Regions from separate parts of the Mus musculus genome. Here all the other regions are linked to region 2. The links are chromatin loops, found by intact Hi-C in ENCODE. Cell type or tissue: heart. All regions are shown on one strand.

Evidence for each region. Peaks named below come from ENCODE experiments on the same cell type or tissue, not always from the same donor. Only the 100,000 strongest peaks of a DNase experiment are listed, where the experiment ranks them.
Region 1: it touches region 2 in a loop (4-fold over the local background); 19 of 42 quality-filtered maps call a loop at or near these places.
Region 3: a loop joins it to region 2, with 7 times the contacts of the local background. A loop is called at or near these places in 32 of 42 quality-filtered maps.
Region 4: a loop joins it to region 2, with 4 times the contacts of the local background. A loop is called at or near these places in 8 of 42 quality-filtered maps.
Region 5: a loop joins it to region 2, with 8 times the contacts of the local background. A loop is called at or near these places in 12 of 42 quality-filtered maps.
Region 6: it touches region 2 in a loop (6-fold over the local background); 6 of 42 quality-filtered maps call a loop at or near these places.

Annotation. Positions count from the first base shown.
Region 1 is chr13:30,899,677-30,904,676 of GRCm38, forward strand. Exoc2 (exocyst complex component 2) reads right to left here. Exons shown (of 28, transcript NM_025588.2): 11 at 1,109-1,227. Among named protein-coding and RNA genes, the nearest start is that of Hus1b, 46 kb to the right of the region's middle. In heart, a CTCF peak has its summit at 2,161 (motif pointing right); no DNase peak of the experiment used is centred here.
Region 2 is chr13:31,080,431-31,085,430 of GRCm38, forward strand. It overlaps Gm35302 (a long non-coding RNA gene), which reads left to right and starts at 467. Exons shown (of 4, transcript XR_382159.2): 1 at 467-665; 2 at 779-889; 3 at 2,853-2,971; 4 at 3,627-3,973. In heart, a CTCF peak has its summit at 2,160 (motif pointing right); no DNase peak of the experiment used is centred here; H3K27me3 peaks cover 2,342 bases.
Region 3 is chr13:31,615,934-31,620,933 of GRCm38, forward strand. No RefSeq gene overlaps it. Among named protein-coding and RNA genes, the nearest start is that of Foxf2, 7.4 kb to the right of the region's middle. In heart, a CTCF peak has its summit at 2,778 (motif pointing left); no DNase peak of the experiment used is centred here; H3K4me3 peaks cover 2,064 bases; H3K27me3 peaks cover 4,422 bases.
Region 4 is chr13:31,629,661-31,634,660 of GRCm38, forward strand. It overlaps Foxf2 (forkhead box F2), which reads left to right. Exons shown (of 2, transcript NM_010225.2): 2 at 822-1,746. The coding sequence ends at 985. Among named protein-coding and RNA genes, the nearest start is that of Foxf2, 6.3 kb to the left of the region's middle. In heart, a CTCF peak has its summit at 3,030; no DNase peak of the experiment used is centred here; H3K4me3 peaks cover 893 bases; H3K27me3 peaks cover 3,549 bases.
Region 5 is chr13:31,656,600-31,661,599 of GRCm38, forward strand. No RefSeq gene overlaps it. Among named protein-coding and RNA genes, the nearest start is that of Foxf2, 33 kb to the left of the region's middle. In heart, a CTCF peak has its summit at 2,635 (motif pointing left); no DNase peak of the experiment used is centred here; H3K27me3 peaks cover 2,230 bases.
Region 6 is chr13:31,556,975-31,561,974 of GRCm38, forward strand. It overlaps Foxq1 (forkhead box Q1), which reads left to right and starts at 1,196. Exons shown (of 1, transcript NM_008239.4): 1 at 1,196-4,002. The coding sequence starts at 1,943. The coding sequence ends at 3,145. In heart, a CTCF peak has its summit at 3,068; a DNase peak (open chromatin) is centred at 1,187; H3K4me3 peaks cover 3,253 bases; H3K27ac peaks cover 1,723 bases; H3K27me3 peaks cover 4,687 bases.

The sequences.
Region 1 (5,000 bases), 180 kb before region 2:
CTCCTCCAAGCAGCTAACAAGGTCCATTACCTCACCATTTTACTATAGCCTGAACTCTTGTAGCTTTTCATCACGTGCTTCCCTCCAGCCACAGAGAACGCAAGGCTGCCTCTGGCTCCCTGATGTTCTTTCTAGAATAAGTTTTCCTCAAGTCCAATCTTTCTTCTTTCAGTACAGATCTCACAACACTCCTTTCCTGACCCTCAAAGCATGATCACAATTTGCTCCTGTGAGCTACCATGCCACTCAGAACTTCTCGTCTTAGGAAGTGACATATTATACAGCATCCCTGTGGTCAGTCACGTGTCACCTCCTTCACATGCTGGAAGCACGCACAAGTCAGACCCTTGGGACTGCACTACAACTAACTGGAGCACAGTCACTAATATGTTTTTGCTGAGTGTCAGAATTAAACAAAGAAAAGTCAATAAACATGCACATAAACGTAGCTGTAATTTCTTTTTTTAAACTTACCCCAGAATCCTAGACAGCAGTTCCTTACTTGAGCTAGAGGTTATCTGGCAGCTACTTCTGATTCTTAGGTAATATGGAGCCTCTGTAAGCTATCTTCTCGAACTGACTATGTGAAATATTCTTCTCAGTTAACTTCCTTGAAAACCATGGTCATTTTTCTTTTCATTACTGGCCTGTCTCAACATTTCAATTGCCTAGCTGCACGTTTAATATGTTTCCTTTCCTCTGCTGGTCGCTCGGGGAGACAGCCTGCTTCTCTTTCTCTCACCACTGTCTATCTAGCACTTGGTATTTGCCTAACTCACAAGTGACTCTGGCTATGTCTGATGAAGAGTGGAACTTACCAGGGGCTGATACAATGTCTACAGAATCATGTCCACCTCTTGGAAAATTAACTCTTCTATAAAATAAGGTTCTGTCTATAGCACTCGTCAACAACATCCACAGATTTCTGAAAAAGTGCTCTCTCTTTTTTACTTTTGGCACTTGCTTTGGCACTGTGAGGGGCAGTACTGAGCAGTAGGGCAGAGGACCGACAACAATGAAGACAGGTACCAAGATCAGGAAAATCTCATCTTCATCCCCTTAACTACTAAGCACTAAGAAGCAAGTGAGCTGGAAGAGAATCTCTTGCCTTTTAGGCTCTTCATGTGGCCTTCTTTGCAGTCTTGCATGAGCTTGAGGGTCCACTTGTGCTGAGCTCCAATACACTGCCAAGCAGGGTCACCAGGTGCATGGAGGTCGGAAAGATACCTGAGAAGGCAAAGCACAGGCTCCTGTTGTAACAGCAAAGGCTAAAACTTAACAAACTAGTAAAGCACTTGCCAATATTTGTCTTTGGTACTTAGTTTATACTGAGATCTACTCCACTGCTTTCATCACTAGTAAATGACAAAGCTGTTGGGTTTTTACTCTTTTTAGAATTGTATGTGAATGTATGTTTTGCCTTCATTACGTAAGTACACCATGCGAGTTCCTGGTGCTGGTGGAGGTCAGAAGATGGTACTGAATGTCCTGAAACTGGTGTTACAGGCAGCTCTGAGCTGCCATGTGGGCACTAGAACTGAACTTATGTCCTTTAGAAGAGCAGCGAGTGCAGGTGACCCAGCTGTAGGGTTTTAATTTATCTCTTTGCCAAATAATCAACAAAAAAGACAAAACTAGTTCAACAAAGACCAAAGGTTGTAAGGATTTGGTGAGAACACTTCTTTACATTTAGACTTATTTTTATATTATTTAAAGAAAACATGACAGAAAAAAATCAAAGGGGTGGATAGAGTGAAAAGAAAAGAGGAGGGGGACAAAGACAGAGAGATAAAGAGAGTGGGGAGGAAGAAAACAGCTGACCAATAGTGATCAGAAGAATTCTACCTCGCATTTACCAATCGCACTTGGTATACGGGACATCCCTCCTGTTCCCTACCCCTACAGATCCACAAGTCACAAACCACATTGCAGGAAGCGTTCGCCACAACTGTGCAATGCAAAAGCGCCGGGGGCAGGTTTTCTCATTTGTTTGAGGCAGAGGGAGAAACTAACTTTACATTTATAAACAGTCACTTCTCTCAAGTTTTTTCTATTATTCAAGAGTCATTTCATTAACTTCATTTCCCTAGGTGGGAGCCAGCAGAGGAAACTGGGTGAATGTCCCTGCCCCCAATCTCTTCTATACAAAATACAGCCACTGGATGGCAATGTGACACTATTCTACAATGACTTCAGTATGAGGCCACTAAGATTTAAGGTTTTTTTGACAGCATGCACTTACCTCTAGAGGGTAAATTAATTTACAACTGAGAAACTATTTCTCTATAAAATGTAAAGCAAATGGATGCTTTCTTAACTTTCAACAGTTCTTAAAATATTTAAAGTTTTCTTTGTATAAGAAATACTCAAATCCTTGTAGAAAATTTAAATATATTTCAATCAAAATTTTTCTGTCAAATATTACTCGTTTGGTTCTGAGCCCTTATATAATACACACATATCAACTCTAGAAGTATTTTCAAATGAACTTATTGCACTAAAATACTTTAACCCTCAGCTAACATTTGCCTTGAGGTTAAAAATTTGTGGTCTATGAAAATGTTCATTGATGGTTACAAGCTGTGACCTTAGCCGTGTCCTAATCACTGTGGGGCATACCCACATTTCTTCAGTAGTGGGGACTCATTACTCAGACATCTCAATTAGCAGCTAATTAGAGGAGAAACAAATCCATTTTGTAATAAGTTCACAACAAACAAGATGTTGAATAGAAACCTGACATGCATTAGGAATGCGCCAGGCAACCCTGACCTTCAGGAGCTAATAGCTCAGAGACCTGACTCCCCAGAGAGCAGAACTCTGCCAGATCAGCACCATGATGGCCGTCTGCCCTCCCTGTGACTGTCCACAGGCTGCAAACAGCTATGTTTATGTGCTAGAAGGTAGGAAGCCAACTTTAAAAAAGAAAAAGGATTTTACCCATATAAAGAAGGCACCTATAAGCCTTCCTCATTTATAAGAGCACTACCCTCAGAAGAAAGCCACATTCCAACAAATTACATTTAGCTTAGTATGAGGAATTCAGTGCAAAGTTCTCCAAATCCACTCTGATTTTTTCCTCTCCCAAGAGCTTTTCTCTTTTATTATTTGGGATATAAATACAGCAAATAGTAGCTTATGCCTTTCCTTCCCTGAGAACATACCTTCTGATCCTTCCTGCTGAGAGTCATCTATTGCAATATCTCCCTATCCGGCTGCTTTGCATCTGGATACTTTACAACTAACACTTTGCTTCAGCCCCAGTTGAGAGGCTATCAACAGCGCAGCACAGCAACACTCTTACATGAGAGGCTTCCTCCTCGTTGTGAAGCCCCTGGCTAGGGCTGCAGGCAGTGTGTCACTCAGGCTCCTTAGCAGTAGCCCAGCAGACTTGCTTTGTATGTTCTAAAATTGTAAATCTCTTTAGCTTGTACATTATGTCCCTAAAAGTTTTAATAACTCCGTACCATCTTAATATAAAATTGAAGAAACTTAGAAACATTTTATGTAGAATGATGAAGTTACTGTCTCAGAAAATCTAGAAAATGTTTTGGTTGCAAAGTACAGTGTTAGTTCTAGACTTCAATACCTTTTTTTTCCTTTTTAGTACCAAGCTTAAACCTAGCAGTTTCATTAAAAGAATCTTTGTCTAGTGATACAAGTTACTGCTTTTCTTTTTAACTGATATGCTAGAGAACATTCTGAAGAAGGCTTCTGGGAAGGTAGGGGGCGGAGGAAAGGATCTTAGTTCTCATGAGTAGAGATTCAGACTTTTAGAATTTGAGGAGGAGGAACATTTTCAGGGAAACTCTGGTCTCAATACTCAGGAAAACAAAACAAAGGAAATTTAAAAGCATTTTCAGTCACCCTCCTTGGGCTTCTCAAGGGTTCCAGGAATAGGGACACAGTGGTGGAGGGGGAGTGGGGGGAAGGGAGAGAGAGAGAGAGAGAGAGAGAGAGAGAGAGAGAGAGAGAAAGAAACAGAGAGAGAAACAGAGAGACAGAAAGAGAGACACCTAGACAGAGAGAGCCAGAGAGAGCGCAACCACGCTGAGCACTGCTTCTTGCTACGCTACAGGAAGAGGCTACCTTCAGTTATGCCCAGGAGAGCAGACAACACAGCAGTGGGGAACTATCACTCCTACTGTACATGGCAGAGTGGATCGGACACACACAGCTATGCACAGGCTGTCTCTGGCTTTACTTGGTGCCCACAGGACCTATTGCCATAGATGTTAAAGTAAAACAGACTTGACCTGGTTCTGAGCTTCCTCCACCCCCACCCCACCCCCCGAGACAGGGTTTCTCTGTATATAGCCCTGGCTGTCCTGGAACTCACTTTGTAGACCAGGCTGGCCTCGAACTCAGAAATCTGCCTGCCTCTAACTCCCAAGTGCTGGGATTAAAGGCATGCACCACCACTGCCCGGCTCTGAGCTTATTTTTAAAACCACTAATGAATAGAATGTAATTTTAAAAGTTATTCATCAGATTGCTCAGTGTCTTCTCAGATTTGTACCCACAAGTTTAGTGTACTTCTGAAAATAAATTTAGCTCACACACACAGGAGGAGCAAGCTAACCTAACACATAAGCAGCAAAGCTTCTTCAAGGCACTTAGCTAACTCACTCAGAGTTTATTTCCACTTTAAATTGTGCAGTTTTGCAAGTCAGGAAAGTTCCTCAAATATAACATTTCCTCAGAAAGGTAGAGGAAGAAAGGCAAGGGTGGGCTCTGACACCAGATATGCAGTTGTTGTGGCTGTGTGTGCTGGACCCTTTGGCCAGAGAGGAAACACAGTTAGCACTCAGCCCAGTGTGAGCACAGGGCCTGCATTTGCTAGGAGCAGCAATCAGTTTCACTGCTCTCTGGTTCCACTGCTAAATCCTCTGTCCTACATCTGCTCCCACTGTTCCTTCCTATCCTAGAAGATAATTTAGTGCAGGTCCTTAGCCTCTAACTACAGGAAGGCCTACAGACAGTATTTTCTATATCCATAAG
Region 2 (5,000 bases):
CCTCAGAGTAAACAGCGGTAAGAGAGGAGGGAGACGCAAGCCACTGATTACTATCAAAGAGTGCTGGAGCCGTAAACAGTAATTGACCATCTTTTGAGAAAAGGTAGAAGGGCTTTAAGGCAAGGTCTTTTGTTGTCTTTAGCCCCCCTCTATCTACATTCACCAGGCCAGGATCATATATCAGTCTCTCTAGTTCAAAAGGGGTTTTTATTTCTTGATCTGTGACTTGCCATGCTGGGGATAGATCCCAGGTTTGTACCGCCAGGCAAGAGTGCTACCTCGGATTGGATCTACATCTCAGGCCGTGTTCTTTCAATTTCCTTTTGGGGGTGGGGGTGGGGGATGGGGTGACGGGTTGGGGGAGGAAGAAAATGAGTTAAATTATTCTCACTATTCTACAATTATCGTAAACAAACACTAATAAACAACAAGTTTCTTTTCTTTTCTTTTTTTTAAAACTCTTTAGGCAACATAAAAAGTAAAGGGTCCAGCATCACAGAAATCAAATTTACCTCTAATTCAATGATCCTTACAATACCAAAGCCATGGCAAGAGTTCCACAGTGGTTTGCGATATGGAAGGAGTTCAGAAGCAAAGCTGGAACAGCCCGTTCTTCACGTTGTGTCCCGTGGTAGTGCCTACAGAGGCAGGCAGCACAAATCCAGGTACCTGTGGGCTTCTGCTTCCGATTTCTTTTGTCACAAAAAGCCCTGCTTATTTTTTTCTCCCTTTTTCCAGTGGAGTTAAGGACGGGTCTCCAATTTCTTCTTGCTTGCAGTTAGTGATGGCTCTGGTCTTGAGGGTGCCGTCTGCATCCAGATAACGCCAGCTGGATCAGCTAGAGCCTGCTGACTCTGCAAGCTCCATTTTGCTTTGTGCATGGAGACAGGTGTGCATACATTTTGTGCTTTCCCAAGGAATGACTTATGTAGGTCTGATGTTTCATTAAAAATCTACAATTTCAATTCTAACTTGCAATCTTTCGTTCAAACCGATGTATTTATAGATGGATAAATGACTATTAAAATTTCTCTGTCTTAGGTGGTAGAAAGATATATTTTTAAGTCTCCACAAAGTAGAATAAATAAATAATTTCAGAGTAATAATGTCTGTTAAATTACACATTCACTTCTAAAGAGTTTTCAAACTTTGAGCAAAATTTAAAGTGCTTCTGGAGACAATAGTTAAAAAAAAATCTGTTATTCCTTAGCAGTATATGTGTGTGTATCCTGTTAATATTTTTATTAGAATGTACTCGTTGTGCAAACTGATGGATTTCCTTGTGATATTTTAATGACTGTGCATTGTGAGCTTTGATTTTATTCACTTTGGTCCCTGCCCTGCTCTGACTCGCCTGCTTCTGGTTTCTTCTTGAGTCTAGACGCCACGTGAACTAGGATCCTTGTTTTAATATATACGTAATATATATTTTGTCAAGGTTTGAGACTCTAAGACTATAAAGTTTTATTAATAAATCAGAAATACAACTGCATCAGAAATAATTTAGTGTGGCCATAGCAGTAATTTATTGTATTTAAAGGAACATAGAAAGTTATTTGTATAAGTATTTTATCTCATTGTCCCTTCTAGTTCAAATTTTACAAAAGGAATTCAGAATTAGGAAAAAGTCAGTAAGTATTAAAGTTTCAGTTTTAAACCCAGTTAAAAGTGGAGCGATGCTTAAATAGCAATAGCTGTGATAAACAACTGAAGGAAAGTTTCACCAAGCGCAGACCTTAGAGGATTTTGTTGTTACTAATATATAGTTTGTGTTTTTTACTTTAATGTCTGTTTTATTTGGTTTTAGTACTACAAGTTTTAGTAAAATTTTGACCCCTTGTTTATTTTATTTTTAAAGACAGTAATGAAGTCATGAAAGGGCGGTCAGGATTTTGTGTTTTTGTACAGGAATAAAATGAAAGGCTTTTAATGTTTCCTTGTGAAAAATGAAAAGTATTAAGAAAGCATTTGGACAGGGTTCTAATAGGAGCTTGGGGACCAGACTTAAAGTCTATAATTTCTAGAAAAATAGTAGGACACTTAAATGTAGTAACATAATTTAAATTTTAGTTACATTTGATATTAATTAGTAGTCGTGCTCTGTTTCGAGATTAAAACGCTCCAAGGGATTCATTTTAAAAACACTCTCTCAATGAACCACCAGGGGTCGCAAGAGGACACACAATGCCTAGATTGGTTACTTTCCTTTTGGAGCCAGCCAGCTGTCTCTGCCACCTACCACAGCCAAACAATCTTCATGGTCCCGGAGATAAGAAAAAAAAAAAATCGCATTTTCAAAGCAGGAAACATGAAGTTCGAACTTGGATTGCAAAATTGTCTAGATTACTGAAATAAAAAAGGATTGAGGTTTGAAAAAATGCTTTTGAAAATGGATTTTTAAGGAAGTTATTTAAAAAAAGGTTGTTAATTAATAACAAAGAGCTAGATAGTGTAAGATTCTGTGTATATGAATGTCCTGTCTCTTTGGCAGTACAAATGAATTAGTGACTCCCTAGGGCTGCGGGGAGGCGTTGAGTGGGAGTTGGGGCGATAAAGTGACTGTAGTGTTTCTTTAGGATACACGACTATTGTTAAATTATACTATATGATGATGGCTGTATCGTTGTGGACATACTAAAAGCCATCGAATTGCACACTTCAAATGAATGAACCTTGTTTCACAAATCATAGGGACATAAAACATTAAAACAAAGGCTTTTGTGTATAAATGTGAATGTGGAAATTCCCAGGTTTATTTTCTTCCTAGTCATGGGGTTTGGATAATCAGTAATGATGCATTTTATGATTTAAATTTCACTGAAATAAATAAGGCATGGTTTTTGTCATTTCAGGTGAGGGTTGGTAGCTGTTCAGGTAGAAGAGCTCCTGGTGATGGAGGGGACACAGTGCCAGGGGCCCTGGGACCCCAGCTCTCAAGACTTCCCTTCCCCCACACCTCATCTTCCTCGAGGTCAGAACTTGATCAGTTCAGTGACTTTTTCAGCACTTCTGGAATCTTCTCTGTCTACTGGCATCTATGTGACCTTCTGCACGTTTAGGAACCTTCCCAAGCGCCTCCAGCCAGCCCTGGTCCATATTTGCACATTTCTTGAGTGAGGCAAAGAATCAGCCTTATGGTCTGAGGTTGTTAAGTCTGTTTTGGAAGCAGATGTTGGAACCTTCTGCTAAATTAGTTACGTTTGGAAGCCTGAATAAAACATGACTTATATTTAAAAATTTTTAATACATTTAGCTTATTGCATTAAAATGCATAATGAAAATTATAAGAATTTCCAAAATTGGAATTTCATATGTAACAAGTGATCTAGCAAGCAGTCATGTTCAATTATAGTTAATAAATATACAGCTCACCTATGCCCCTCTACTTTTAACTCAGCATCTTAAAATGTGGAAAGTGGTGATACACATTTTTTAGATATATGAACATTTTCAGAGAAATGTGTTTTGAATCAGAAGGAAGCAGTGCACGCTGATTGACTCCATACTTGCTTTCAACCTTTCTTTTGGTGAGGAATGATCTTTCGGGGCTTACTTGAATTCTCTCAGGCTTAGTTATTAATTACATAGCCTCAAAGCATGATGCTGTTCTTGTCTCATCTACACAGACACCTTTAAGGCACTGGAACAAGTCCGTCTGTGGTACTCTCCTGATATAAGAAGCTATGACAGTCACGGTGTGAGCCTTGGCTCTGCGGTGGTGAGCAAGTAGCTTTGCCTTCCTTAAGGCCTTTTTCTTGTTTCAGAAGCAAGCAATTTGTGCTTTCCAGTGCTGGTGTTAGCTCCATCCTTCTCTCATCGTGAGGTTGTCTCTCATCAGCATCCAAAAGGGCTAGAAAGAGTTAAAGCTTCCTAAAGTAGCCAACATGGAAGAGCTGCCTCTGGCCATTCCCTAACTAATTCTCCCTATGGCAATGGCCTTCTCTGCTAGCCTCTCTTTCTGTCTTAATGAATTTTTAGAGTATAAAACAACAAGCGTCATTATGTCATTTTCTTACATGGACATCATTCTACTTTGCTTATATGCACACCCATTCCTTTCTCTCTGCTTCTTTCATCCTCTTACAGACCCCCTTCTTCCCTCCAAGTGGCCCCCTTCTGCTTCTATTATATGAAGACAGACAGATGGATGGTAGATGATAGCTAGACTGTATGAAACACCCAAGGACCACTTTTCTCCTCCTCATCTTCTCTTTTCATGCCCCTCTTGGTCCTACTGCTTCTCCCAAGTAAATTCCCTCTATTTACTACCAATGTTTTTTTCTTTATTCCTGAGAGTTTCATACATATATGCAATGCAGTATGATCACACACACACACACACACACACACACACACACACACACATTTTCTTCCAATTTCCCATATTTTCTACAACATAGTCCTTCCCAACTTCATGTTGTTTTTTCATTATTACTTTTACTCCACTCAAGTTCAGTAAGTACTGCTTGCCTGTGCATGGGTGTGGGGCATCCCCTAGAGCATGGGAAGCCTACAGTGGCCATATCCTCAAAAAAGGATGATTGTTCTCCTTAGCAGCTATTCACCACCAGTAGCTCCTCAGTAAGGGGTGGGGCCAGCACCTTGCCTACCCCTTCTACACAGGGAGTTTGGTAGACTTGTTCCTGTGCAGGGAACCACAGCTGTTGTGACTAAGTGTGACAGTCATGTCATATTGTCATGTCTGGAAGACAGCACTTTACAACAGCTTTCCCCATTCTTTGGCTCTTACATTCTTCCAGTCTCCTTCCTGTGAGGTTCCCTGAGCCTTGACAGGATGTGTAGGATATATATATATATATATATATATATATAATTAGAAGGAGGAGAAGAAGAAGAAGAAGAAGAAGAAGAAGAAGAGAAAGAAAGGAAAGAAAGAAAGAAAGATAAAGAAGAAGAAAGAAGAAGGAGAAGAAAGAAGACAAGGAAGGGGAGGGGAGGGGGAGAAGGAGGAGAAGGAGGAGAAGGAGGAGAAGGAGGAG
Region 3 (5,000 bases), 540 kb after region 2:
GAGCCATCCCAGGACCCTCAGACCAGACCAAGATAGGGCAAGAGCCAGCACAACCCAAATTGGAGCACACTTCTCTGGCCCAGGAATTTTTGCTTTGGAGCTTGCAACCTTCTGTTGTCTTATTTCAACCCGCACAGTTGACACACCCACCATCAATCCCGCACCACCACGTTCTCCCCTATCCCACGTGAGTGCACATGCACACTCCAGGGCACCGTCTTGTTGAACAATGCTAGGACACATCACCTGTGTGAGGGCGCGAATCTCTCCCCAGGTGCAATGAACGAGGTAAATCCTTCCTAGGGCTTCCTGATCCTACACAGAATAATATCCATCTTTCCTTTCCATTTTTGATCTGGGCAATTGGAGTCCCAGCCATAGCCTAGAAACTTCATTCTTGAAGGAGCCGACCACTGCCCCCGCCCCCTGCGCCCGCCGCCTGCAGCGCCACCAGGCCAGGCTAGAAGTGGGCTTAAGCACACCGATTTGCACGAGAGAAGTTACTTAGAGTGCTGAGGGGGAACAATCCCATGTGGAATGAAACAGGGTGACTTAAAATAAACAGAACTTTTACTCGCTTGGGCCAAAAGTAACAAGATGGCTGTGTGTATCTTTTTACACCATTGATTCTATTTTTACAGTCACCATGGGAGAGTGTATGGTCATTATCTCTTAATTTTTAGTATTTATATTTTACGGAAAAAGATGTAAAAACAGAAGTTCGAGCATACTTAGCAACGGATCTGAAATCACTATGACCAAGTGTAATTTGGCAAGCTGTAAATTTAGGGCTACCTATCACCATTCTGGAGTGATCTATCCTATCAGCTAAGATTTCATTGAACATGAAAGAGCAGAACATGTGCCCTCAAGGACACAGAAAAAAATGAGTAAATCAACAAATATTTAATAAATGTACATAGAGTCTTGACATTAGTCAAGAGGTCAAGGAGCAAGGCTAATAAACGTCTTTGCCAGCATCTGCAGCTCTCCCTAGCCCCCCTGGCCAATCAGACATTCTCCTGCAGGCACTTTCAAACTATGAGAAAAGCTCTTCCCACAAATAGCCCCTGCCTAGAAATGTATTTTAAAATGCTGTACAAGGATGATCTCATACATACATACATACTTACATACATACATACATCACATACTTGCACACACACACACACACACACACAGAGAGAGAGAGAGAGAGAGAGAGAGAGAGAGAGAGAGAGAGAGATGTGTTCTCTAGAACTGATATGGGCTGTGCTAAAGAAAGCAATGTAGAGTTGACTCTGGTGACGAGGGAGGGAGGATCGTGATGGTAAGCACACACTGGACTTTCAAGGAAGAAAGCTGGCAGAGCAAAGCCAAAACTTGGGCTTAAAGTCCCTCTGGGGGAGAGGGGAGCATCACATTGGAAAATTCTGTTGGTGAAAAATATGCAGAGCACTTGTCCTGCCCTGATTCTGAGTGTCCTGTTGGTGGTGGTGGTAGTTGGGGGCGGGGGGGGGGGGAGTTGCTTGTTTATCCAAAAAATGAAAGACTTGGGGGTGTTAAGGGGAGGAAAAATGTGCATTTTCAAAAACATGACTTCTAGAGGTGCTTAAAATATTTCAGCCAGAAATGAAAATTGAGGAAATAATTAAGGCAATCGAGATAATAAACTTGATACTTGGTTGTCAGGAGAGTGGGAGAGAGGGAGACTCTGCATATTCCCTATCACTGTACTGTGAATCTCTTCGCAATATCAAATACAAAATACCAAAGTAAAACTTCACAAAAGGATTTACTGTTTGCACCAATAACTTATTTGCACTCATTTTAAGGGATTTTCTCTTTTCCTTTCCTTTCTTTTCTTTTCTTTTCTTTTTTTTTCTTTTTTTTTTTCTTTTCTTTCCTTTCCTTTCCTTTCCTTTCCTTTCCTTTCCTTTCCTTTCCTTTCCTTTCCTTTCCTTTCCTTTCCTTTCCAGCCAGTAGGATGCTTGGGTGTGTCTGGTTCAACCCCAGCCTGCTGCCAGAGCCTACTCCCACCTGCCTGGAGCGTCCACTTTAGGTCCAGCCTGTCCCTCAAGGACCCTTCAGGTTTCGTTTCACTTTGCAGGATTTCACCAGGACAATTTTAAGAAGCCACATAGGCTTTCCTCTGTCTAGAAGAATGAGAACAAAAGCAACCCCTAGTATTGCCGTCACTGAAGACAACGGGAGACCAGATGGCTGAGGTCCAGAAAAAAAAAGAAAAATAGGCCGTTTGTAGAAAATCGCTGCGGAACCCCGACACAACAAGCCTGGGGGTTGGTTGGTGTATTCTTGGTTGGTTGGTTCCCTTATTTGTTTTCGGTTCACTCATTTGTTTACAGGACCAGAGTAAAGCTCCAGGAGCTCCCTATGTAATTGAAAACTAAGGCATAATGCCCTTAACTCCTACCCGCTCCGCCTCTACCACCACCACCGCTCATACCGCCTTTGAAAACCAAAAACTAAAGGAACTGACCGACCTCTTCACCTGGACCTAGCTCTTTTTCCTTTGAAAATGGAACTGGAGAATGTGCCTCTAAGGGGGACCAACCGAGGACGAGGACGTGATAAGCCAGTATTTGAAGGCATCTATCCACCTAGCGCAACACTAATAGACCTCAACCAGTTGCAAGGGGGTTGGGGGGAGGGTGCTGCCCACCCCCACCCCCACCCGGCTCCAGCGCCCGCAGGTGAAACCAAGCCTTTGGGGGGTGGACCGCTGCAGGCTGCCCCAGGGGCTGCCATTTCCAAGAGCCTGGCGCCACCCAGCGGACACAAGAGGAACACTGGGCGCGTCTCAGTTCCCCCAAGTCGCCAGAGCAGACACAAAAGCAAACTGACACTCCAAAAATCCACAACCAGGCTTTGCAGCTCGCTCCCTCTCAAGCAGCAAAGACTTTGCGAGCAAACCCCACAAGTATGTCATCCTAGACATACTATCTTCTTTGAACCTCGGGAAGCAAAGTGTGTCCTCCCAAAAACACAAACCAAGAAGTATTCAAAGTTGACATTACTCAGAGCGAGGATGTAGGTTGGCAGGCGCAAGGCAGAGTCCTGGAAAAGGTGGGAAAGAGGACGAGGGGGTCCGTAAATCATTTGGAGGGATTTTTGGCCCTGGTCCTTGTTTCTGAAAGCGTTCCGAGCGTCTCTGACGCTGGTTACATAGTTACTCTCTTTTCAAGCGCACGCCCACTGCAGACTTTCTGGTGTCCAAGGATTGTGTTTGAAAGGGAGGAAGCATTCTTGAAGTGGTGGGTGACAGATTGTCTAAACCCTTCTAAGATATTCTGCACGGGAGATTTTTGAGGCAGCTCAGCCATGAAGATCCCCTGGAGGAAAGGGGTAAGCGAAGAGCGCCCACACGCAGCCCAATCTCGAGCCAGACCCACACAAGAATATTGGAGTTAGGCTGAGACTGTCGGGAGGGGGAATGCCCAGGACAGATGGGAACCTCTGTCCTGTATCCATGAACCCCACTCTTTCAGGCTCACCTCATAGGTGCACGTGGAGGGGGGAGGACTTGGTGGGGAGAGGAGACTCCCAACACCCCAGCTTCAGGAGAGAGAAGAGAAGGGGTATGGAGTTGTGGAACACACCCTCAACCCACCTTCTTTCGGGTCTTGCTGGTTTCTCTGCCACTTTTGCTGGCTGTGGTTTGCCTTACTGTTGAGCTGTTTTCTAATCCCAGTGGAAACCCTAACAGAACTAGAAAGTGTTCCTACGAGGCGAACAGGCTTAAGGTTGACTAAACCCATGCCAACACGTGAGTTTGGCAGGCTGATAGCCCAGTTATCAGCTGCACAAGGTTGACTAAACCCATGCCAACACGTGAGTTTGGCAGGCTGATAGCCCTGTTATCAGCTGCACAGTCTCCTCGCTGACTCTGGGTGAGCAGCAGCAGCCTTAGGAATGCCCAAGGAGTATTCTCGGCCTGATGTGGGGTCTTCCGGAGTCCTCCTGGAACTACTGAAACCCGAGGCCATGAGGCACCAGGAGCCCCCTCCTGGAAGGGTTAGGTGCACACCCTGTGTGGACTGGAAAATTGGGGGCTAGCTGGGTGGTGAAAGGGGCTGCTCAGGCCCTGCTCTCCGGGACTTCTTTTTTTTCCCCAGCACCCCCTGGGCCAGCCCCGTAAGCCAATCGCCCTCTAAGACTCCAGGGACCAAGGGGCAAGCTGAAGGGGTCCAAGGCCGGGTAAGAGTGGCAAATGGGGAGGGAGACTCCGCAAGAAGCAGCACTTCAGAGGCGGCGTCTGGGCGCCCCGAGGTCCCTAGTCGGCCTCTGGGCGCCTAGCACGTTTTATTTATCCCTACAGAGGATGCTGGAGGACAAAAGAAATATTTGGACGTCAGAACTGATTTATATTTTTGGAAGAGCTACGTTTCCTTTTCTGAAGAGAGGCGAGCGCGCCCCATATCCTGCGCTCGGCGGGAGGACTGCAGCGAGTCTTGATGCGCCAGGAAGTTCATCTGCGCGGAGTCGCGGGGCCCAGCGCCCCGCCGAGATCGCTGCCCTCCTAGATATTTATTTATTTATTTGGGGGGGAAGGGAAGGCAGAGGGCGAGGAGACCCTGCCAAACTAGAGAAGAAAACCCGGCCACTGGGTTGGGACCTCCAGGGCGCTTCCGTGAAAGCCTGCCCGCAGCCAGCCGACTTTCCCGCTCCATCGGGGAGGTCTGGGGCCAGCCTTGCAGCCTCTGGGTGTTGGTGGGTGTTTTCTGTAGCATCCCTGTGTGCATGCCCAGTGCCCTCCTGGAGTGACCTCTTCGGGCTCTGCAGAGCTTCCCCGTGTGAGCCCGAGTGGCAAGCCACCCTAGCCACCTCCAAGGTGGAAGAAAGGAGGGGGTTGAGAAAACTCAAAGAGGGAGAGAGAGGGTAGGGAGAGAGGTAGGTGGGAAGGGAGGGGTGTGCATGCGAATTCCCAAGAGAAAAGATAACCAGGGACAGGCAAGGTGGCCACTCCTGAGTGTACTGTGCTGTCTGCTATAGTGTCAAGG
Region 4 (5,000 bases), 550 kb after region 2:
GCGGGTCACGCCAACCGGGTGCGTAGAGGAAGTCTTGGTAAAGCCTGTCCCTGTGGCAGAGATGCGCGCTGATCGCATGAGCCGATTGCTCCTCCTTGGAGCGGAGAAAGCAAAAGCAAAAGTGGTTCGCAGGTTGACGCTGAGAAGGACCGGCTCAGGTCGTGGACAACCGCTAGACACAAGCTTTCCCCGGGAGCCACCAGTTCCCTCGGGTACTCCGTGTGCGGCTAGATACCATGACTAAAGAGCACCTCTTGGCCTATCCAAGGCCAGGGTTCGAAATCTAGAAGATGCCTGCTGCCTGTGGTTGGGAGGGGGCTGCCCTCTTCTCTCCCCCTTCTCAGACCCCTTCTTCTCTAAGGTATTTTCTTTGTCATCCTGTGTGGATGAAGGGGGTAGCACACCCCCACCCCATCCCGACTTCTTGAGACAGAAAAATTAGGTACAAAAACAGAGGCGATGGCGCAAAGTGTCAGCGTGCGTGTGCCGAGCTCAGCCTGGATCCAGGCCTGGCAGAGAGGTCTCCCAGCACAAGAGAGGGATGTGGGAATCCACGAACAGATTACCTCTCAAGGCGTTCTTGAATTCCCACTTGCCTCTCAAGAAAGGGTATTTAAAACCAAAGCAGGGCAGGCCTTTGGGTCTCCAAGGCGCTCCGAGATGCGTCCTATTGGTTTTATAGCCATACACCCTAAGGCCACCAGCTGCCTTTACACCCTCAGTCAAAAATAACACAAATTAATGGGAAATTTCGAACTAATACACCCCACCATCAGCTGGGTGACTTTCACTGAAAAGATTTTTTTTCTTTCTTCTTTCAGTCGGACTGCCCCGTTACCAGCACCACTCCACTCCAGTGTGCGACAGGAAAGATTTCGTCCTCAATTTCAATGGCATTTCTTCTTTCCACCCTTCCGCTAGTGGCTCTTATTATCACCATCATCACCAGAGCGTGTGCCAAGATATTAAGCCCTGTGTTATGTGAATGGACAGAGGCCTTGAAGGCCACTCTGCTCTCCCTCTTCTGCCTTCTTCTCCTCTCCCCTCCGAGAGGGGCAGCCAGGAACTGCAACGGACTCACACTGTGCACGCTGGATAGCGAATAGCAGTAAGTAGCACACCCATCACTTAGACAAATACCCAAGGGAGTTCTGCTCACCGATATTTGCCCGGCCCCTGGAAGAGGAAACCTTTCGAAAGCTAATATCCCAGAAGAGCGACAGACAGAGGAGGTGACTACATGTAAGACATATGTTACTGTGTGGAGGACATAAAACTTTTCAGTTCTGGGGTGGCCATTGCATTCACTAATCAGGGTCTGAAAAGGGAGGTGTGTGTGTGTGTGTGTGTGTGTGTGTGTGTGTGTGCTTTTCAAAATTGCAGTGCTAAAAGCACACAATTTCAAGAAAGCCTTCTCTAGTTCCCTGGCTCAGTAGGACATTTCTTCCACCCACTCCCAGTCCCCCAACACTCCCTTCTTCGGATACAGGTGCCAAAGAACATTGTGAAGAAATGAAGAACCGATAGTCTAGTTTAAGAAAGTGGCTCTCAGTATTGTGACAGTACATTTTTACAAGGTTGTTTTTCTACCACCGTATTTTTAAAGTATTTTTATGATCTTCGTATACTCACACTTCGCTTGTATTGTAAAAGGAGGGTATATTTGCACTTATGTATACTTTGACAGTTTGCCAAGATATTTTGATGTAAGGTTTTTTTTTTTTCAATAAAATGTGTATAACAAGTAGTTGTTCTAGGGACCCTTTCCTCTGCAGGCACCCTGTTGTGGCCACACCCCACGGTGACAGTTGCAGCTCTAGGCTGCCCACCCCCAGGTTGTATAACTGACGTGATGTGAGGTCTCTGTTTTGAATGAGCCAGTCCAGTCCTGATGGTGGGTCTTCTCAGTAGAGAGGGCACTTTTTTTTAAATTTCTTTCTCTAGTTCACTCTCACTTTTTCTAGCCAAACAAAAACCAGAAGGTGAAAGGAACTTAAAAAACAAAACACCAAAGAAATAAAAATAAATAAATAAAAACAACAAAAGCAGGCAAGATATGGAAAGCCAAGGGGTTTGATCTGAGGAAGCTTAAGTTCTGCGCCCTCTTTGTTTCCTTTCCTGTGCCCAAGAGCTCTGCCCTTTTGCTCCTTCCTCTCTCCCACCAGTACCAGATGCTAGGGCAGAGTAAAGAACCACCTCCCAGAGCCTCCACATCCCATCTAGGCTGCAGGCTGCTTTGGGTGATGGTCAGATCAAAGGGGATTTAAATTGCCCCCAACACACACACACACACACACACACACACACACACACACACACCTCCCATGGGATTGCACAACTTCTTGCCAGGTTTTCTAACCCTGAATGCTACCCACAGAACTTGTAGGACATGGGATTGAAATGGGAAAATAGTCCAACCAGGCGGCAGATTTATTTCCCACTCAGAACACCCATGTGCTGGGGGCAGAGCAATAGTCACTTTTAATCATGTTGCAGTAATTTTTGTCTCTGCTCAGGGATGGATTTTTGTTTTTTGTTTTTTGTTAAACTCTCTTCCCTTCCAATCCACCACCAGGCACTTACTGTTAACTCTGGAGAGGATATTTTCCCCCCTATCTCAAGGAATCTTGATTCTGAGGTGTTCTCCTGAATAAAACATCTAGTTTCAAAACTCTTAGCTATATTCCTAGCCCTTAGGCTCTCTTCTGTATTTTTTTAACTACGGAATTAAACACTTTTGTTTCTGCATTATCATATTTGCATTTACATAGTTTTTTTCTACACCCCCCCATCCTTTTTGTCTTTTATTCTGAGTTACTCAGGGGGGCCTGCTATAAATTATGAAGTCAGTCGCAGAGTTTGCTCCGACCACAGTGCTGTGTTTACATTCCTTCCAAGGCAGCCGGCATGGTCGTAATTTATATCCTAAACACTTGAACGTAACTTGTTTATACAGAGAATGACGGGACCTCAAACTCCAGGCCGATCTGGCCAACCGCATCCGGAGGACCAGCGCGCCGCCTGGTGGAGCAGGAGACAGGTGCATGAGGACCTGGGCTTAAAAAGCACTAAGAATACAAAATGTTGGTGCTAATCAGTACAGATATTTAGAACAACTCTGTCAGGAATTAATGCTTTCTGTTTTTAGGAAGCACTTCGAATTTTCTCCATCTATTATTTCCATCTACAATTTCATCCTCAGGCTGATGAAGACTCGTCAGCCCTCCTCCCGACCTTATTTACTAAGATCTTGATACCTTTAGAAAGCTTCTAGAGTTCTCAACTAAAGTCACTGTTCCCTTCTGTGTCACAAATGCTTCTCTCTTAACTGCCCCTCCATCCAAGACAGGCACTCAGACATGTTAATAGTCATTTTTTTTCTTTTCTTTTTTTATGGTCATCGGTATTTTGACTGCAAATTGACAAAGTATAATTCTTAGTTTTAAGTTTCTGAAATATTGGTAAGACATTCTAAAATATGTGCTACCATGCTTTTAGAAATGAAGACGATTAAGTAATTCAATGGGGGGGGGTTCCGAATCACTTAACTATTTCTATATCTTGGGGACTGAACCCACAAGCTAATCACTTACTCTGCCACCGAGTTTTGAATTTACCAACCCACATATTTCAAGTGTACCTCCGGTCTTCAGAACTTCTGCTCATTGGTAGAATAAAATGATATGCAAAAGGATAGCTGAATATTTTGTAAAAGAATGACTGGCCTTTTTGTGTCTGCTTTTAGTTAGAACTATGTAAACTAAGAAGGAAGGCAACAGGTGACCAGGCCCGTGGCTCATGCCCAGCCTGGGCAGTGGTTGTCTTAGTAAGCCCTACACAGTTACCTAGTTAATCCTTTCTGTTTCCCCATGCTGGGGGCTGGGGGAGAGAACAGTGTGTTTCCATTAGCACAGCAAATACCAGAGATGAGCAGCTCACAGAGAGCAGAGGGTGGATGGGTGGGGACACGGATTTTTAGGCCTGGATGGTATAGCACACCGCGGTGGAAATGTATCATAGAGCAAACGATTCCCCTCAGATCTGGGGGATTAGAAAGAGAAGAGATGCAGCCCCACGCCTACCTAGTCAAGCCCCTCTCCCGCCCCCAGTGATATGAAAACCTCTCACCTAGGTCCCTCCACCTTAAAGGCTCTACACCTCTACTAACATCACAGAAGACAGTACATGGGCCTAGAGGGGCCATTCCAGATGCTAATATAGCGTGAAGACCTTGATCCTATTTACATATCACTCTTAGGTCATGTGTTTCAGGGGTCTGGCTCACCCCCATGCATTTCCAGGCAGGTCTAGGAAAGCTTTTTCATCTGACACTGCAGACAAGGCAAGGTGCTGGGCTTCTTCCGCAGCAGTGGCTTTCAGACACTATGGTACCCCAGAATGACCAGTAGTGTTTGTTAAGAAGGGGCTACTGGGGTTCAGTGCGTCCAGGGAGAATTCAAGAATTGATACTTCTAATAAGCTCTCAAAGATGCTGAAGATGTTGTCCAGGGACCACACTCTGAAGACCATGGCTCTAGAAAGACACTGAGTAAGATTTTTTTTTTTTTTATGTTAAGACTAACCTGTTAATGAGTGACTAAAAAGCTGTTGGGTTTTGGTTTATTATTATTATTATTATTATTATTATTATTATTATTATTTGTCCTTAATCACTTTACATCCTGCTCACTGCCCCCTTCCTGGTCATCCCTCCCACCCGAGTGGATGGGGGCCCCTGGGATCTCTCCACCCTGGCACATCAAGTTTTTGTGAGGCTAGGGGCTTCCTCTCCCACTGAGGCCAGACAAGCAGCCCAGCTAGAACTTATCCCACGGACAGGCAACAGCTTTGGGATGGCCCCTCCCCCTCCAGTTGTTTGGGACCCACATGAAGATTAAGCTGCACATCTGCTACATATGTGCCGGGAGGCCTAGGTCTAGTTCATGTATGTTCTTTGGTTGATGCTTCAGTCTCCGAGAGCCCCAAGGGTCCAGGTTAGT
Region 5 (5,000 bases), 580 kb after region 2:
TGGTGGGGTGGTTTGAGACAGGGTCTCATGTAGATGGACTGACCTCATATTCACAAAAACCCTCTTGCTCTACCTCCCAAGAGCTAGGATCACAGGTGTGTACAGCACTCCACCACAGTGCCTGGCCTATATCACTAGCTGCTCTTCCAGAGGATCTGGGTTTAATTTCCAGCACCCACATTGTGTCTTACAACTGTCTATAGCACCAGTTCCATGGAGTCTGATGCCCTCTTCTGTCCTCCATGGGCACCAGGCACTGAGTAGTGCACAGACATATATGCACTCATACAAATACTAATAAAATACAATATAAATAAGTTAGTCCTTTATTTCACTTAGAGTCCAACTACTAATTTTGGGCCCTAGTGCTGTCACCTAAGAGCTGTGTGATCTTGCCAGTGCTGCCTACCCTCACTGAACTGGGTCAGGAATGCAGAGTTTTAATACAAATGCCATCCTTAGGACAAGTTTTCCTTCGAAGGATTATACCTCTCTTCTCTTGGGCCAGAGCACTGGTTCTGCTCCACACTGGAAGACAGATTGGACTCTTTGACATGGCTCCCAACAGCTGTCCCAGCTCTGAGTCACTCTCTGTACTTGGGATGCTTTCTGGAAGAGCCTGTCTGATCTGGTCACTTAACAGGTCTTCATGTTTGTTTCATTTTTGTTTTTCCTTAACCTGCGTACATTGGTGTGAAGTTCACCAGAACATTGTGTGTATGCTTTGCATGAATAAGACTTTCTTTTAAATGACAGCCTTTAAGCTGGGGTGTTTAAAACCCAGGGCTTAGCACTGTTACAGACGAAACAAACGGAGCTTGTGCCAGGACAGATTTTTCCTTTAAACCAGTGGTTCTCACCTTTCCTAATGCTACAACCCTTTAGTACAGTCCTCATGTGGTGACCCCCTCAACCATTAGATCATTTTGTTGCTGCTTAACTGTAGTTTTGCTACTGTTATGAATTGTACTATAAGTATCTGATATGTAGGATATCTGGTATGTGCCCCTCCCAAGGGGTCTTGACCCAGAGGTTGAGAACCAGTGGTTTAAACTGAGTCTTATCACTTCATACTAACTCTAAGTGTGCATACGTAAAGAACTGGGTTCCAGAAGACAGAATCTTCTGAGAATGGGTGACAGTGCCTTGGGCAGGTGTGTGGGACAGTAGCTCAAATCACTCCCTGACAAGCCAATATCCATGCAGTGCTGTTGGTCACCCAAATGAACCTTATGATGAACAGCTGAACAGCTTGTCTGCTGACCATAGTACAAAAATTTTATTTCACTGAGAAATGCCTAAACTTGATAAAACTCTTACAACAGAAAAAAGGAACCCTCTGCGGACCTCAGAAAGATGTAAACTGTCTTAGTGACCTTCTCAAGTTGGCTCCTAAGAAAAGACATGGATGTTTGGGGTAAAGTTCTGCATGTTAGCTTTGGCCCAGGAAACCATACATGGGTAGCAGTTGCTTGGCCCCACTTTTAGGCCCTGCCCCAGCTCTGGCTGTAGGGACTCATGTGTGAGCCCCCCGACATCCTTCTCTATATCCAATGACCCGAAACTGGCATGCTCACACCCCCACTTTGCCCAGAAAAGCCATCAAAAAAGTGCCTTGCAGTTACCCCCTTCAGACTTCCTCAGCCACTGTGCACCCTAGGGACACTGCTGGGACTGTAAACTCCTCCAGTTACCGTGGCAAGCATGGTGGCCCCTCAAAAGGCTAAACACAGAATCACCACCTGATCCAGCAGTTCAGCTTTGGGGACTCACACAAGATGATTGAAAGCAGAAGTGAAAAGATGTGCCCACACATCCAGCTAAGGGGTAGAAACGATGCAAAGGCTCGTTTCTGGATGGTTGTTAACACACAGGTGTGGGTACGTTCCAACAGAATAGTGAAATATCACTTGGTGCTAAAAATGGAAGGAAGCTTTAAAAAGGTGCCACATGGTAAACCTTGAGGTTTGGTAAACTGGAGAGGTACAAAGGACAATACTCTGTGTTCCACTTAATAGAGGTAAAACTCATATAGACGGAAGTAGGGGGATGGGCCGTGGCTGGATGAGGAGGGGCAGGGGAGTCAGCGTTCAGTGAGTAGACTTGGCTTGGGAAAAATGAAACAATGCCAGAGATGGGTGGTAGGAATGGCAGCATTATTACAGAGATGTGCACTCGATGGGCTAAGATGGCAGACATCATACCTACTGGAGGTCTGCGCTGAAGGACAGTCCTTTCCCGCTCAGTTGGGGTACGGTGAGCCCAGTAGTTCAGGGGAGTCTGCTATTCCTTGTTTCCTTGCAGTAACTGAGTTGTTTTCTAGGAGGCTAATAGACTGGGTTGACCAGAGGAACCAGAGTCACAGATATGACACTGAAAAGAAAATGGTGGTAACACACAGGGCATACTAGATCCAAGAGCTCATACACAGTGAAAGGAATCCCAGAGCTGCTAAAAGTTTGAGCTTAGGAATATGTGAACATACCTCCCCGTTTTGTGGGAAGTTGGTAGTGAGCTGGGATGGGCAGAACAATCTTTTTTAGAAAGTTGTTCCTGAGTTTTGCAGAGCAAGAGTAGTTGGAAATGATTTTCCTTTTGTGGCACAACATCGCCACCTGATGGGCAAAGTTCATATAACATGAAGTTCTTCTAGACTGCAGGGAGCCCTTAACTCCCTGCCTCAAATGGCATTTCTTTTCAGAGAATCCATACTGGCAGTCTTATATTTGCAGAATAAATATTCGGGGCAAAACCAGAGTCTCATGTTGTCTTGATTTCCCTCAAGACTGGAACATCTTTTCTAGTACTTGAATATCCGGATAAGGTTTGGGTATCATTTTGTGCGATTGTTTTATCTAAAACAAAAGTGGGGGTAAAAAAGATAGGAAGACGGGGAGAAAGATGGGGAGGGGAGAAGGAACAAGAAGCCACAGCTGTCTTTCTACCCCAGCTTCCGTGTCAGCTCCTGCCTATCTCACCTCCACAGCAGATGTTCAGGAGGGCTATTAGGGTCTCAGTGACCACATCTCTCTAGGATTCACTCTTTCTACCCAAGCATCATGGTGCTGGCTCCATCCTTGAAAGGGTGGCCATCTTGGTTCTTGTCTTGCCTGAAGCAGCTCACCAGCCACTACTTTCTGCAACCCTAGCCTCCCTGACTTCAGCTGCCCTCCTCTCCTGCTCCCTTACACCCTTCTTGGTCCTCATACCTCCAGGCTCCTCTGTTGTTTTGACTTTCCAGTTACCAGGGCCTGGGCAGCACCCAGGGTCAGGTTCCATCCCAGCATGGAGCTGGGGTCTTATCGGGCTCTTGCCTTAAAATGCAGGGGGACACTAATGATTCCCTGACTTGTAGCTCTCAAAGCTGCCATGTGGATGTCTCTGCTCTAATAGGCAGTCCCCCCACACACATGCAAACACCCCAAACCTAACTCCCACAGTCCCAAGAAGCTTGATACCCCACAAACAGCTTTCCTGCTAGCACGGCCAAGCTGCTTCTTGCCTTGATATTTTCTCTTCTCTCTCTCCTTCTTTGCCCCCACCCCAATCTATCCCACCAGAAAATTCTCTCAGGTGTATTTTTAAAATTGATCTGGCTCCCACTTTGTTTTGCCATTCTGTGGAGATGACCGTCCAAGCGGTTGCTTCACCTGAGTGGCTCACAGAGCTCCCTTTGGGTGTCCAGTCTGTTCTCAGCCTGGCCCCTGAAACGTATCACATCCCCGCACAGTGCCTCCGGGGACTTCCCTCCCACTGGGGAGATCCAGGTCTTTGTTTTACCTGTGGGAGCCAATCAGCTTCTTCCCTAGCTATGGGTCCCAGACCCTATCCCCTCAAGCTGCTATGGACTCTCTTGTCTCTCTTACCTCGGGTCACAGAACCACTGTCCCTGCGCACTTCACTTGCCATACCCCATTCTACCTTTGCTTTTACTATAGCACCTCATTGATCATATTTCTGGGGTGATACAGGCTCCCTCCCTCAGTCCAGAGCCACTCTGTTTCTAGGACGGTGACACATTGGCTTGGTTTTGCTTACTGCTGCAGCTTCAGAGACTGGCACATGGCGGGGGGCTCCATCAGCAGCTGGCAAGTCTGTGGGCACAGTTGGGTGAAGGAAAACATGTGGTATGTAGAGCTAAGGTGTAGGTTTGAGTCCCAAGTCTATTTTTACTAGCTAAAGGTCTTGGGGACACAGCACCCAAAGCAGAAGAGATCTAGATCCATCATTCAGAGTTTATCAAAATTAAAAGTATCTGCTTTTTCAAAGAGCACTGGTTAAGGATTTGTATCTGGTCCATATAAGGGATTCTCGGGACTGGTTCTGGTTTTATACATCTTAGAAAATAAAAATAAAAACATTCATGGAAAATTGCCTGACGCTAAGAAGAGTGTTACCAAAAGTTACCGAAAGTGTGAGGAAGTTTTGGGGGTGAACTTACTTATCTCAGCGACTTTGGGTTCAAGATCCTCCGTACCTGTGGCCAAGACCTTTAAGCTGCTCCCTCTCCAGCTCTTCCCCCTAGAGTGGCCGTTCCTGCAATCCCACATCAGCCTATGGGTTCACCCTGGTGGTGGCATTCTTTCTGGTCACTGTGGATGTATGGTCATCTGCAGTTTGCTAGTGACCCAAAGCCGTTGGACAGCTTCTCATTACTTAAGCTTTTATTCTTTCGGGGAGGGGGGAGGGGAAGCTTAGAATTTTCATGGTGCTTTAGGCAAGAACAAGCCAGCCCGTCTTCTAGTTTGGGCAGGTTTGGACTTAGCCATGTTCTACAGATCACACACACTCTGAGCACAGCTGGTTACATAGGGCGCCCCTCCCCCACTGTGGCACAGGGGCCTGAGCACCCTTTGATGGCCTACTGCCCTCCTCTGAAAATCCCTAAGTCATTTGTGAGTGAGGACCCCATGCTTTCACGTGACACTAATTATGTCACCATGCCTGCCTCAGACTTTGTATCACAGACTTAATTTATTAATGCACGTTCATTTATGTTA
Region 6 (5,000 bases), 480 kb after region 2:
GATTCCTGCTGGCTGTCAAGATGCCCACTGCATTCTGAGCGCCTTTACGGCTTCTTGACTTAAGAGAAGAGAAGCTTGTGTATGCTTTCCACACAAATGGTGGAAAGTAATAAAATAAACTTCAAACATGCTCTCCCACATAGTCGCAGCCTCAACATTATTCGCAACAAAAGCAGGAAGAAGGAGGAAGCTGGCGTGGTAGGCATAGGGTCAAAAGTGCACCCTTCCTAGTGCAAGGCCCCTTTCCTTGGAGAACTGACACAGAGTTGTCAGGGAGTCGGAGGAGTTGCAGAAGAGGCCTCCTTTCCTGTTTGACACCCGTGCCACTAAAGCCAAGGCAAGTTCTAGAGCACAGTTGCAGACAAATAGCGATAAACACGCCTTGCCTTTGCCTCATGCCCCAAGGAACACACATCCTCCCGTGATTCTTGTTGATTGCTAGACCCGGGCACTGCATGGCTGTGGGCAAAGCCCACGTCACAAGACTTCGGAAGGGACTCAAGGCAGGCAGAGCCGGGCACCTCTCTTGCAAAGCGGCCTCCCGGTAAAAGTATGGGGCGTTGCCTCCTTCCCCCCAGAGCCTCCAGCCAGGTATGACAAAATAAAAGTGAAAGTCGGAAGCCGGCTAAGAAACAAGAGGCACGATCAACCAAAAAGAATCATAGAATTTCAAGCTCGTGGTTTTTACTTGTTACAAGGGGTAAAGTTGGCCATAGAGAGGAAGTAAGAGGAAGGGCACGAAAGAGGTCAATGCAAAGGCTGTTCCACGGGGTGTCTGCAGTTCAGCGATTCAATTATCACCAGGGATTTCCTTTCCTAAGAATATTGGCTCTCCTTGCCAAAAAAATCCGCAGGCTGCACGCAGCGCGCAGCTCAGGACGGCGGCCAGACCTATGCAACCAGTCCCTCGGCCTAAGCCCTTTTAGGTGTCTCTCTGGAGCGTCCAAAAAGTGTCAGCTCTACCAGGTATAGGAGAGCAATCGTCTTGGTGAGTCCGGGGGGCGCAGAAACCCACTCGGTGGCCGCGGGAAGCCAGAAGCTCCTACCTGCGCAGCGGGGCGGGCGGGGCAGCCGCACAGGCGCGCACACTCGCGCGCACACCCTAGCCGTGCGCTCGCTCCCCATTGGCGAGACCGAAAGGGCGGGGCCGGCCAGACCCAAAACAAACAACCTGCGCCCGCGGAGACTCTGTGGCCGCGCCGCCGCGTGGCCTCGGCCTGATGAACGCCTTGGGGGGAGCCGCGGCCACCTCGGCCACCTAGTTCCCCCACCCCCTGGCCGTGGGCGCCCAGGCCCCGCCCGCGCGGAGCCGCCGCAGGGTTATATTGGGCCGGACCGAAGGTGGAGGCGAGATTCTGCTGCGGCCGGCCAGCGCGGACATGCTGCCCGGGAAGCCGGGGGTGGCAAGGCGGCTGCGGGTGCGGCGGCCTCGAAGACTCCTTTCTATGGGCTCTCGAGGCTGAAGACGTCCTATCCTCAAAAGTAGCGGGTGCGCCAGCAGACGTCAGGTCGGTGCCTGAGACCTAGACATCCAGCGAAGGAACACTTTTGGACGCCCAGACCGATAGCATAAGCGCCGGCTCGGTCCTCCCAGCACGAAATCCTAAGGCTGGTGTGTCCTGGCCCCCGCTTCGCAGGGTGGCCCCTCATTCCTCGCTTGTCTTCCGCTCAAAGTCTCTAAACCTCGGAGTAAGGACAGCACTGCACCAACTTCTATCACTCCACTCCTCACTTCACCCAACAATCAAAACCCCTCCCAAAAAAAATCCCAGCGGAGGAGAACCTTTCGGAAAAGCGTCTCTCTCGGAAAGACGCAGGAGCGGTCCCTCCCAGGAGAAGACAGACTCAGCGGGCCACGGGATCGCCACTCCGGGCGCCACTCGCTTCCTACGACCTCGCAGGAAAGGGGTAACTGTGCCGGACTGGAAGCACCAGCGCCGGCATGAAATTGGAGGTGTTCGTCCCACGCGCAGCCCACGGGGACAAAATGGGCAGCGATCTGGAGGGGGCCGGCAGCAGCGACGTGCCATCTCCACTGTCCGCGGCTGGTGACGACTCCTTAGGCTCAGACGGGGACTGTGCAGCCAACAGCCCGGCGGCGGGCAGCGGCGCCGGGGATCTGGAAGGTGGCGGCGGCGAGAGGAATTCGAGTGGCGGGCCGAGCGCCCAAGACGGTCCGGAGGCAACTGATGACAGCAGAACGCAGGCCTCCGCGGCAGGGCCGTGCGCGGGCGGCGTGGGCGGCGGCGAGGGCGCGCGCAGCAAGCCGTACACGCGGCGGCCCAAGCCCCCATACTCCTACATCGCTCTCATCGCCATGGCCATCCGCGACTCCGCGGGCGGACGCCTGACACTGGCCGAGATCAACGAGTACCTCATGGGCAAGTTCCCCTTTTTCCGGGGCAGCTACACGGGCTGGCGCAACTCCGTGCGCCACAACCTCTCGCTCAACGACTGTTTCGTCAAGGTGCTGCGCGACCCCTCGCGGCCCTGGGGCAAGGACAACTACTGGATGCTCAACCCCAACAGCGAATACACCTTCGCCGACGGGGTCTTCCGCCGCCGCCGCAAGCGCCTCAGCCACCGGACCACAGTCTCCGCGTCCGGGCTGCGGCCGGAGGAAGCCCCACCCGGACCTGCCGGGACCCCGCAGCCCGCGCCCGCCGCCCGCTCCTCCCCGATCGCGCGCTCGCCGGCTCGCCAGGAGGAGCGCTCCAGCCCTGCGAGCAAGTTCTCCAGCTCCTTCGCCATCGACAGCATTCTCAGCAAGCCTTTTCGCAGCCGCCGCGACGGCGACTCGGCTCTGGGGGTGCAGCTACCCTGGGGCGCCGCTCCCTGCCCGCCGCTGCGCGCCTATCCCGCGCTCCTTCCCGCGGCGCCCGGTGGCGCTCTGCTACCGCTCTGTGCTTACGGCGCAAGCGAGCCTACGCTGCTGGCGTCGCGCGGGACCGAGGTGCAGCCCGCGGCGCCCCTTCTGCTGGCGCCCCTCTCCACCGCGGCTCCAGCCAAGCCATTCCGAGGTCCGGAGACCGCCGGCGCGGCGCACCTGTACTGCCCCCTACGGCTGCCCACGGCCCTGCAGGCGGCAGCGGCCTGCGGTCCCGGTCCGCACCTGTCCTACCCGGTGGAGACTCTGCTAGCTTGACAGGAGCTCTGTGCTCAGCAGAAGGGGTGCTGAGCAGGGTGGAGTTGGGGGCGCCTTTTGTTGAGGAGGTTGGAATGTGGGCTCTAGGGCTGTGCACTTTCCACTTTCCGGAGGAATAGAGTTTTTCTTTTTTTCAACTCTCCATCAAATGTGCCTTAAAGTTAAGCATTTTGACCCAAGTGTTTTAACTTAGTCCAGAATAGTTTCCTTTGTCTTTTGTAACTTTACAGAGGATCAAAGCCGTTCTTTTCCATTTCTTGGCCAGGCCTGTACTCTCCCGCATAGAGGCTTTCCTTTCCCTCCTATTTGCGTCACGCCTTCCACTGATTTACCTTCCCCACCCATAAAAAAGAAAAAGAAAAATACATCAGGGAACCACTCCATGGGGTAAATGATGACTACTGTTTGGGGTTTTGAGACCCCGCTGTGTAAATGTGTGTCTTTCACAGGAGTGACTGCTGCGTGTAAGAGAGCTGTCAATCAAACTTATGGTCATTTTCTTTGCTAACAACCAATGCTTCACTGTGCCAAAAAAAAAAAAAAAGAGGGAAATGTTGTTGGGTTTTTGTAATTAAATTATTTATATATTTTTGAAACCTGAATTGAAATGTTGCAGGCAACGGCTACAGCTTTATTAGTGGTTACCTAACTGTGGTCTTCTTGGGCCAAGCAATTTCTTTAAAGGAAAAGTTAGCATTATGTTTGTGGGGTGCCAGGGCCGCCACCACGAGAAACCGTGTGATTTTTATTTTAATATTATTTGTGTCTGTGTATATATTTGTATATAAATTTTATGAACCCCAGGCATACTGCTTGTTTTTTTAAAAAAAAATAAAACTCAAAATTGATCTACAAAACACTTTGTGATAGTAGATTGGGGTAGATATTTTTACCACTCCCCCACCCCAAAAAAAATGGGTTCAGGCTGGGCGGTGGTGACGCATGCCTTTAATCCCAGCATTTGGGAGGCAAAGGCAGGTGGATTTCTGAGTTCGAGGCCAGCCTGGTCTACAAAGTGAGTTCCAGGACAGCCAGGGCTATACAGAGAAACCCTGCCTCGAAAACAAACAAACAAACAAAAAGTCCTTCATACCGAGATCAAGATATTTGTGGTTTCATTTTCTGCTATTGCTTCACAATGTCTAGGATGTGCCTTCCATTAATAGAATTTCCTAGACTCAAAGACATTCAGGAGTTAGCACAACACATACATCTGCCTATCTCTCTCCTAAGAACCTTTAGCCGGCCAGGTGAGCTGGCAAGGTGAGGTAGCAAACAGCTTTTCGTCAGGTGGACATTTTCAAGTCAGTTGACTGAAGCTGGAAACTTGATCTTGGCGTAAAACTTATTTGGCACACCAAAAATTGCCTTCAGGCAATTTTCAGGGCAACTTGAATGCTAGTGTTTTTTGTTTTTTGTTTTATCAAAACAAAGCTACCTTTTCTTGAACTAAAACAGTTGCTTGGGTGTGAACACTTCTGTGATCTTTCCTGCCATCAGCTGAGATATTATTCGCAAATAAGGACGCTGATTCCTTGGTAAGTTCAAAAGCAACAGGTCCCTAACAGCTCCGTACATTGGAAAAGTCTGAAGTGGTGAGATATTCAGACAGAATATCTGGGCCTCCATGCCAGACAGAAACGTGACCTGAGATCTTAACATTTCATGGAGAAGAAAGCAGTGAGCCTGTTGGAGGATGCTCCTTCTGGGACAGGGATGTAAGAAAGCCTCCAGGGGTTGGAGTTCTCAGTATTCCTCAGAGTGATACTAATGGGTTTGGATTCTTGCAAAAGGTAGACAAAGCTGAAACAAACCAATCAGGAAAGAGAAAGGCAGGTTCCCCTCGTGGAGATTA